2 separate regions of the Homo sapiens genome follow, and region 1 is linked to region 2. Evidence: read pairs that join two places in POLR2A ChIA-PET (ENCODE). Cell type or tissue: PC-9. All regions are shown on one strand. Each heading gives the region's core, and the rest is flanking DNA. Links, peaks and the distances in the headings are about the cores only. Region 1 overlaps TAX1BP1 (Tax1 binding protein 1). Region 2 overlaps JAZF1 (JAZF zinc finger 1).

The links. Peaks named below come from ENCODE experiments on the same cell type or tissue, not always from the same donor. Only the 100,000 strongest peaks of a DNase experiment are listed, where the experiment ranks them.
Region 1: POLR2A ChIA-PET joins it to region 2 with 10 read pairs; 2 of 35 experiments call an interaction of 5 or more read pairs at or near these places.

What each region holds. Positions count from the first base shown.
Region 1 is chr7:27,792,607-27,797,991 of GRCh38, forward strand. It overlaps TAX1BP1 (Tax1 binding protein 1), which reads left to right. Exons shown (of 17, transcript NM_006024.7): 10 at 460-606; 11 at 1,717-1,840; 12 at 3,510-3,613. Among named protein-coding and RNA genes, the nearest start is that of TAX1BP1-AS1, 55 kb to the left of the region's middle. In PC-9, for the core only: no CTCF peak of the experiment used is centred there; no DNase peak of the experiment used is centred there.
Region 2 is chr7:27,894,005-27,899,389 of GRCh38, forward strand. It overlaps JAZF1 (JAZF zinc finger 1), which reads right to left. Exons shown (of 5, transcript NM_175061.4): 3 at 1,216-1,412. Among named protein-coding and RNA genes, the nearest start is that of TAX1BP1-AS1, 160 kb to the left of the region's middle. In PC-9, for the core only: no CTCF peak of the experiment used is centred there; a DNase peak (open chromatin) is centred at 3,177; H3K27ac peaks cover 815 bases.

The sequences.
Region 1 (5,385 bases), core at 227-5,226, 100 kb before region 2:
CCTAAGAATGTAAAACTGGACTTAACAAGAGACCCTATGTTGCTCTGTAGCCAAAATCCCAAAATAAAAAAGTGGCCGGGGACAGTTGCTCACACCTATAACCTCAGCACTTTGGGGGGCTGAGGTGGGAAGATCGCTTGATCCCAGGAATTCAAGACCAGCCCGGGCAACATAGTGAGACCTCATCTCTACAAAAATTTTCAAAAATTACCCAGGTGTGGTGGTGTGCAGCTGTAGTCCCAGCTAGTCCAAAGGCTGAGACAAGAGGATTGCTTGAGCCAGGAGGTCAAGGCTGCAGTGAGCCATAATTGGGCCACTGTGTTTCAGCCTGGGTGACAGAGCAAGACTCTGTCTCAAAAACAAAAAAAAGAAAAAAAGTAAGATTGAAGTTGGGGTTACTATTAACATTAGGAGGTATCAGATTTTTATTTTTTTCTTCAAATGTTTGTTTCTTTCTAGGACAAGACTGATACACTGGAACACGAACTAAGAAGAGAAGTTGAAGATCTGAAACTCCGTCTTCAGATGGCTGCAGACCATTATAAAGAAAAATTTAAGGAATGCCAAAGGCTCCAAAAACAAATAAACAAACTTTCAGATCAATCAGTAAGTATCATTAAATTTACACATAGTAAAATGTGTTGTTAGTATTTTTGTTCGAAAATCAAATTTGTAATATTCCAAATATCAACCTTTTAAATATTATTTATCTCTGCTTGATTTCAAGTCATTGGCCAAATATTGTAATAACTCTTCTTTAAAAAAGTCTGGAATTTTAATTTACTGGACAGCCAACAAAGGAAGCAAGGGCAGTAGCAAGGAAAAAACAGAAAAAAGTCTTCTTTTCTAGATAATTTCCCTCTTAAGTTCTTGATAAATATCTGTCACTCAAAACTCAATACTTATTATTGACTCTTGTGACCATGACATCTATCCTCATTGGAGTTCACCATTAATCATCCCTAGGTCTTAGATGGTGTCTCAGTTGTAATTGGCAAGTTCTTCATACTCATATTATGAAGATTCCTATTCCTATTAGATTAGGAACAGTTAAAGAGTGTTAGCTAATTCTTTTTTATTCCATTTGAGAATAGGTAGGTAGATTTGTAATATACCAAAGAAGATGTTTTTGTTTTGAGGTATGTATGTTTCAATGTGGGTCCTTAAACTGTGCTTAAATACAAGGCTTACTATCTGAGGAACTCCTGGAAATGTAGAAGAAACATATTTAAAACCTGAAATTGAAAGTGGTACTATAGCTCTCTTTTACTATGTGATGCATATGATACTTTCCTGGTCCTACTTTTTTAAATCAGAGGAGACAAGCAAGGAATGCATGTAGTAAAGTAGGAAGGCTTTTGTGAAAAAATATGATACTTTAAGTATGACTCACTCACATGTATGAATTTGGCCTGGGGCCTTTTGAGTACGTTATAACTTTGTAGTAGATTTCTGTGAATGACTTATTTTGGTGGTCTTTTGATGAGTTTATAAGAAAAAGCAAAATATAGTATATTTCTTTTGCAACATTTAGGTCAGTTAGCAAAATGATGTGTATAACTTTAGTCTTTGTTGGCTTTTAAAACAAGAGCAGCTTTGTGGACTTCTTAGGATTTCCTAAAGTAATATGTAAAAATATTATTTACTTAGTTACTGCAAGGAGGAAATATAACTAATTCATTGACTCATTTAACAACTTATTAACATTTTGAATAGGCTAATAATAATAATGTCTTCACAAAGAAAACGGGGAATCAGCAGAAAGTGAATGATGCTTCAGTAAACACAGACCCAGCCACTTCTGCCTCTACTGTAGATGTAAAGCCATCACCTTCTGCAGGTAAAAATCTTTTAGACTTTTTGTGTAGGGTGTCCTACATTGAAAAGTACTTATACTGCCTTCTTCCATGTGTTAGAATTTCAGGATGTTCATAAAAATTTTCATGTGATAAGTGAAGGAATTGAGGCAACAAGAAAATAAGGGTATAAATGTAAAATAGAGTCATGCAAGTGGTGAATATACACAACATGAACATATAAAATGTGAATGTAAACTAGTAGTTATCTTCTTGAGACTATTCACACATGTTAAAAATGAGCTGGTGCTTGTGAGTACTCATTTGGGCTACATAGGACAAAAGCCACGAATTGAATTTTTACTTTATGTTCCATTAAATCTATGGAATTTTGAAGCATTTTATTTGTGGATTTTAATTTTTAAATTCTGCAGGGGAAAAAATCCCCTATTATTCTCATATTTTTCTATTTATTCATTTATTTTTGGCTGCTTTGGATCAATGGGGGTACTTCTTCCCTTGTCAATGTACCTGTTGGCTGATGAGTTAAGTTTTTATTAGTTTATTAACTTATAGAACAGAATAGAGAGACATAGTGAGAACATTAATAACATGAAAACTTGGATTAACTAGGTTTTCATCTGTCCTGATTTTTTCACTTTTATGTAAATTTGACAGTAATGACGTTAAATACTAGAGAAAGTATATTTTCTTGTTTAGTGTGTGTAGTAATTGATCTTTTAAGTCTTTTTAAATGTAAACATCTTAGACTATTAAATATTAGGTTTATCCCCTGTAGGACAGAATTGAGCCTTCTGTTTCCATGTATCCTCTGTAGTACCTAAAATGGTGTTATAGGGTATTTACTTAATAAAGACTTAGTGGTAATGAAGGGCTAGAAGAATGATTTAAAATGTGTTCTTGGTGGGGTATGGTGGCATGCGCTTGTACTCCTAGCTACTCTGGAAGCTGTGGCAAGAGGATCACTTGAGCTCAAGAGTTTGAGGCTAGCCTGGGCAACATAGTGAGACCCTGGCTTTCAGAGAGGGGAAAGAGAATTCTCAGAGTATGGTTTTCCTACTTACCCTGTCTATTCAGTTATATAAGGAGAACAATTTTTGTGCTGTTATGGAACTCTTTTTAGCAAATTTTGTTTTGTTTTGTTTTTGAGACAGAGTCTCACTCTGTCCCCCAGGCTGGAGTGCAGTGGCGTGATCTCAGCTCCCTGCAGCCTCTGCCTTCTGGGTTCAAGCAATTCTCCTGCCTCAGCCTCCTGAGTAGCTGGGACTACAGGTGTGTGTCACCACGCCTGGCTAATTTTTTGTATTTTTAGTAGAGACAGGATTTCACCGTGTTAGCCAGGATGGTCTCGATCTCCTGCCTCGGCCTCGACCCGCCTTGGCCTCCCAAAGTGCTGGGATTACAGGCATGAGCCACCGTGCCCGGCCGCTTTTTAGCAAATTTTTAAAAAATCAAAGAATAATCCTTTATTATTGAATGCGAACTTGGTTCTGGCCAAACACACATTTAACAATTCTCAACTAGAGTTTATATATCCTTCTTTGTATATCTAGGATATGAATAGATATTTCTGTCCTTCAGCATTCCATTTACTATATTTTACAGTATACTGACCTTTAAGTTATTCTGAACAGGAAGATAATATAAGGGGCAAAATACTTTTTAACAGTCTTATATTCTGCCTTTCTACAGCAGAGGCAGATTTTGACATAGTAACAAAGGGGCAAGTCTGTGAAATGACCAAAGAAATTGCTGACAAAACAGAAAAGTATAATAAATGTAAACAACTCTTGCAGGTAAGTTAACTACCTTGTAAGTGAAAGAGATTTATAAAATGTTAATGACTTAGCTTACCTTTATTGTTTCAATTGATTGGTATCTTTGAGTTTCTTTTCCATCTCCATATAGTGTTACTTAGTTTCACTTTGGCTTTTGGGATGATGAGGTGGGCGTTTTGTGTACCTGTTCACATAGGCGTGTGTGTAGCATCATGAGACCTAAAGTTACTATTTTCTTTTCACCTAATAAAATGTTCTTGTTTGGGTAATGGGCAAATAGTTAATTGAGGTTAGAAATTATCTGTCATCGTATAAAGATGCATGAAAAATATTTGAACTTCATAAAAGGGAAGTGCTGTTTTTAAATTTACTATTATCGGCCAGGTGCGGTGGCTCACGCCTGTAATCCCAGCACCTTGGGAGGTCGACGTGGGTGGATCGCTTGAGGCCAGGAGTTCGAGACCAGTCTGGCCAACATGGTGAAACCCTGTCTGTACTAAAAATACAAAAATTAGCCAGGCTGTGGTGGAGCATGCCTGTAGTCCCAGCTACAGTCTCCTGAGGCAGGAGAATCACTTGAACCCGGGAGGCGGAGGTTGCAGTGAGCCGAGTTTGCACACTGTACTCCAGCCTAGGCAACAGAGCGAGTCTCTAAAAAAAAATAATAAATAAAATAAATTACTATTATAATAGCAAAGATTTTTACATCTTAAAGTGACTAGACTTGCATAGTGGAAAAGGGAATGTTAACCAAATGAATTGTCTCTTACGGTGTTTATTTTGATTATTATTATTTTATTTTATTTTTTTTTTTGATACGGAGTCTCACTCTCTCGCTCAGGCTGGATTGCAGTGGCGTGATCTCAGCTCACTGCAATCTCCGCCTCCTGGGTTCATGCCATTCTCCTGCCTCAGCCTCCCAAGTAGCTGAGACTACAGGCGCCTGCCACCACACCCAGCTAATTTTTTGTATTTTTAGTAGAGGCGGGGTTTCACGATGTTAGCTAGGATGGTCTCTATCTCCTGACCTCGTGATCCACTCGCCTCGGCCTGTCAAAGTGCTGGGATTACAGGCATGAGCCACCGCGCCCGGCCTATTTTGATTATTTTAAACAGCTTCATTCAGACTTTTCTGGTTTGCAGCCTTCTTGGTGTAGTATTCAGTACTGGAATATTTAAAGGAAAAGGGAAAATGCTTCTCATTTATATCAATTTGGCATAGAGAGGAAAAAGTGTTGTTTGTGCAAGTGATTTTTGTTTGTTTTTTTAAATGTGCTTTGTGTGTTTTTGTGTGCATTGGGGAGGGGAGGGGCATTTTTTAGAGCTATAGAATAAAATTTACACATTAGCTTCATGTTACTGTAATTTAATTTACAGTAATTATTTAAAATATTTTGTTGCTTATAAATAGCAAAATCTTTTAACCAAAGTTAAAATGAATTTTTTTTTTTGCTTGAGAGAATCCTGTGGAAGGGTTGATTAGAACAGTTTTACTCTTGAATTCAGGGTAGTTTTTTGTAAGAGTGAACTACATTTTCGTTAAAGATGAAACAATTCTGGATGAATATTTCAAGATTTTTCTATAGAAATAGTATTGAAAGGAAGATAGAATAATGTTCAAGCAAAAACCTTCCTCAGGGTGCTTTTTTTTTTTTTTAAACAACCATATTGAGGTATAATTGAAATCCAATGAATTGCACGTACCTAGAGTATACAGTTGGATCAGTTTTGACATACACAGTTGTGAAACTATCACCACAGTGCCATCACTCTCCCAGTTTTTTTGGTAC
Region 2 (5,385 bases), core at 170-5,169:
TTTAGCTTTATGTAATAATACAGTTGATATTTTGTTCTTCGTCTATGACTGCTATTTTACTTTTTAATCATTTCCACACTTGGGAGAGGAAGACAAGAGTGATCTTGTTTGGCCCCTAGAATGCCAATATCCTCCAACAGGTGTAAGCTCCTGAGGTCAGGGCAGGGGGCCTCTCTCTGCTCACCTCAGTAGCTCAGTTTCTGGCACTTGTGAGGCATTCAAAATGCCATTTCGCCCAGGCTGGTCTTGAAATCCTGGCCTCAGGTGATCCTCCTGCCTCAGCCTCCCAAAGTGCTGTGATTATACATGTGAGCCACAGCACCCAGCTGAAGTTCTAGTTTCTTGAGACATGTAAGTCTACCAAGGTTTTCTTACTAATATTTTCTTTTAAACAACTGAACTTTGTCTTCAGATTATTATAGGCTAATCCTAATGTGGAACTGAGGATAAAGTTTTGAGCAGAGTTGATCCAAATCAATGAAGATGGTACCCTTAAAAGGACAGAAGCCTCTTTAAGGCGAGGACCTGGAGGAGAGCAGATGAGAGTGCTGGAGTAGTGCACATCCACATGTGTGTCAGGGAGACTGACGGGAAAGAGAAGGCAAATAGGAGAGATGGACTGGGAAAAATAAAATGGATTACTTGATTGGTGAATAGGTGGGTATAAAGAAGCAAATGAAAAAGCTAAATTGAAGGGCAAGTTTCCACTATCTATAGAAAAAGCTGGAGAAGACAAGGACTCCCCCTTCTTCTCAAGGTGTTGTAAAAACAATGAAGTCTCCTTGGAAGAAAAATTATATCTAAATTTCTCCAAGACTGCTTAATAAATTATGTTTTCTCTAAAGGATACAATTATTTTAACTGTTTTACAAGAGAAAACGTTCATAATATATTTAGTTGTAAATCGGGTGATGAAATATGTATTACAGAGCCCATTAAAAATGTTGTGTAGATGGGTATGCATGGTAAAAATGGGAAATATATTGACAAAAAATCTACAAAACCATTATCACATGCATATTAACAATAATCTATAAATATTTCTTCAATAATAAATTAAAGAATTTATCAATATGTAGACTAGTGAAAGGATCAACGATGTGGTGGGTCTGTGTCGTCATCTGTCCCCAGCCCCTTTCTGCCCCCAGCACATCACACACACTTTCTCTTTCTCCCCTCTCCTCCTTCTCAAGGCGGTAGGGCCAGGCCACTCACCTGTCGGAGTGCTGCTGCGGAATGAAGAGGAGGGGGTGATGGGTGGGGTCACGGGGGGAGTAAGGCTTCCACTGCTGTGGCGTGGGGGAGTGGACACATTCCCTCGAGACACTGAGCTGGACAGAGTCAGCGAGAGCTTCGGCTGAATCTTCTTCTTTAGGGACTCCTGCTCTCGGCGGGCAGCATCTGTCATGAATCTGAAACAATAATGGAAGGTAAGGAACCTGGGCCATGTATAGAGCATGAGGACTGATGACATTTATTAGAGTTTCAGACATGCACGACCCTGGAAAAGGACCTTGGCCACAGGTCAGTCCCAATCTCAAAAACTCACAACAGCTTCCCTTTTCCAATGCAATGGAATTATCTTCTAGCTTGTTATTTTTAAGGTTTCTCAAAGTCAGGTCCATTTCTTACCCAGCAAATCCTCCTTGCCAGGAAGCTTATACACACAGAATACATCTGCACCCACTGTAATACTTTCAGTTACAAGACTTCCTCTCTTGGAAGGTCTGCTCTCTTTTTCTACCCATAGGAAGCCCACACATCCTCAAAGTTCCCCAACCACTCCTAAGTAGACAGTGCTTCCTTTATCTGCAGGTTGGCAGTATTTCTTCTTTGTACCACTTAACTGCCATCTAACATAAATGGCCTCATGAAAACTTTTTTTTTTAAATTTTTTGGTATTACTTTGATTCTCATATTGTTATTTGGGTTTAAAAACTTTTCTTGGCTAATTGAGTCCTTGCTTCCCTAGTCATGAAGGCAAGGATTCTAGTCCCCAGTTCCTAGCACAGGGCCAGGCCCACCTCAGGAAACACAGACAGAACTGCATACATCTGCCCAGGAAGATTCCAGAAGAAGGGAAGAGAGCAGCACAAGGAAGGAGGTCACCACTGATGATTTGTTTATGTTCTAATTTTATTACTCATAAAGAGAAAGGTGACTTTTCCTGATAGTTTCACTTTGGAAACTTCAGTTATTCTTCCAGTGCTTCTCTGATGTTGGTAATATTCAAACTTTGTTCTTTTCTCACTGTATAATCTACCATTTTGTAAATTCCTGTAATATGAGATTCAAAACAATCTATGAAATGGTATCTCCTACCTAAAGAACATTCACCTTTTCATATTGGCAGGCAAACTTTGTCAGCTGCATTTTTGAAAATTGCCATAGAAAGCATAGTCCATAAATGTATGATAGCGTTCAGATGATAAAACCACAGCTGTCCCCACCACCTAGGCTAAGAAACAGAACATTCCATGCCCCCCAAGGCCTCTCTCCAACACCTCCCGCATCAATTATATTTTGACTATTTCAATATAATTTATCATAAGCTCACTGCATTGCACTTAAACATGGTATTTCACCTAACCTATTTCACATTTTGTCTACAAAATTCCTTAGTATTTTTCCTCACTACACAATGAAGTTTTGGAAGTCAACAGATAGTTCTAATACCTGGCGAAAGCTTGAAGTCAATTAAACACCCAATGAAACAACAGTAATACTGTTACGCTGTCTTAAAATTTCTATTTTTATACTTGGAACATGGATGGCACATTTCTTGAATGGTTCTTGCAATATAATCCAGATATATAAACTGGATTTTATATGCTGAACTGAGCTTAGTAATAAAGCTTTGCCTTGAGCTCTTAGGTTTTGTGCTATAGGATAGTGATGATTTAAAAAGAAGAAAGGAATGTCAAGGCAAAAGAGAATTGTTTGCACCTGGTAGCCAGGTAGGTACTCATTTATCTTCAGATGCAAAACTGGTTCTATTGTCCTTAAACTTCTTTCCCTCCGCCTCATAAACCTCTACTAAAAATACAGACTCACAGAGAAAAGCAAAGAACTAGTGCTTTTTTTTTTATTATCCTAAGAAGAACTGCTAACTATCATGGTGCTGAGCTTCTCACACTGGGGTATGCAGTGCGCCAGGGAGTGGCAAAGCCACAGGATAAACAGGCTGCTGCTTCCAGGAAGGCCGATTGTTCTCGAGGGTTAAGTAATTCAAACTAGTGTTTCAAATAGCAAAATAAACACGGACATGCTTATGGGGGTAGAAAAAAATGTTTACATCTTGCATTTTAGTTAAGAGCATGGTATTTGGAGTCAGGCCGGGGTTCAAATCCTGGCTGGGTTATTATGTAATTTGAGGCAAGTTGATAAACTTCTCTGAATCTCAGGTTTATTCTCTGTAAAATGGGAATGAGAGTAGGTAAGGAATTAACGTACGTCTTTTCCCTTTCTACACGGGAGTCTGATCTTTGGCTACATTTGGTAACCTGCTAAAAGAGTGTGTCAACTATGTTACTAGGCAACACTATCTACGTAAGAATGACCTCTGACTGGTGAACTGCACAGCCTGGAGGATCTAGGAACCTGTAGCTATCTGATAGGAAGCCAAGAATCCTGATTTGGACTTCCCGAGCGTGGTGATCTTGTAGCTGGGCATGGCCCTTGCACAGAATGGGGAGCTATGCCCAGAGCGTGTTTCAAGAGCTTTGGCTCCTATGGGGCGTGAGGCTCTTCTACCAGGATAGCTTCCACTCCTACCTCTCTGCACCTGAACAGACTCCCACGTGCACTGCTGCAAGGGTGCCTGCAGAAGGCGACTTGTCCTCCATCCTCTGAACAGACCCAGTGCCCTATGTGGCCCACGGTCATCTGTGAGTCTGAATGTTCACAACCTAAGAAGGTGACTTGTTGGCAGACGGGGCAATAACATTTCAACTTCAGAGGACTGTTGTGAGAGTAAATGAGGTAATTGGCCTGTCATGTACCAAGTGGCTCAAAATGCAGAAGCTGTTATTAATTACATAAAGCATTATTATATCGTTATGTCTCTATATTTTGTCCACCTTACTCAACTCCAAGTGTCTTGAGGACACACCACACACCCATGGCTCTGAAAGCACTGAGCACACACGTGCCTCGTGTAGAGCAGAAATTCCGTTTGTGGAATGGCTGAATGGAATAAACCCAGAGGGTGCATATCCAGTGTAAGAGACAGAGGGAGAGACAGCCAGAGGCAGAGAGAGAAAGGCTTCTCTACGTCTAACTCATATATATATATATATATACATCGGTTTTTTTTTTTTTTTTTTTGAGATGGAGTCTCGCACTGTTGCCCAGGCTGGAGTGCAGTGGCACGATCTCGGCTCACCTCTGCCTCCTGGTTCAAGCAATTCTCCTGCCTCAGCCTCCCAAATAACTGGGACTACAAGTGCCACCACCATGCCCAGCTAATTTTTGTATTTTTAGTAGAGACAAGGTTTCACCACATTGGCCAGGCTGGTCTTGAACTACTGACCTCAAGTGCTGCACCTGCCTCGGCCTCCCAAGTGCTGGGATTACAGAACTCATACCTCTTGTTGTAAAATACTCTCCTACAGCTCAGATATAACACAACAACTATAAACAACCATAACAACATTCACACACACAAACCCCACCTTCACCCTCACATGGGTTTGGCCAGCTACAGACAGCAATCTGGATTGGGGTTATATCTTCTATAGTGCTTTCTAGAAGCAAGAACAAGGCACCCATGTTAAAAGCATTAAACATGAAACACATTCTTAAAGCCCTGTCGCTAAGACTTCCTCCTGCAGTTCTCCCTCCTCTCTTGGTGTTGTGAACTTGGACATACAACCTATAAATCATGGTAACCTTGACATACCAAGGTACACAGCTGCACAATTTGTTCTAGTGACAACCATACACACACACACCCACACCACCCGCCCCCACAAACACACACAGGAATGCCACACAAACGCTGTGGGAACCCTGGTTAAAAAGGGCCCGTGTCTCCCCTGCACTAGCATGCTGCTCCTCTTCCTCCTCCCTTCATTAACCATGACTTAACCCATTTTCTGAGACTTAATTTAGTAAGTAAATTCTCAAGTTTTTGAGCAATGTTCCATCAGCACAGCTGTCTGTCAAAAGGTGGGCAGATTCCTAGTGGCAAGGAGCCATTTGGGGAGACAAAAGTGTCTAGAGAAGCCAAGGAGGCACAGCAAAGGCTGTGATTCTGGCCAACAAATGAGGACTATGTTCCCTGTTTCACCAAATATCAGGTCTGGAAAGATTAACCGTGTTGCCAAGGCTGAGTTCAGGTTAAGCAAGTCATGTGACTCAGTGGCCTAAGCTTTCCTCAATGAG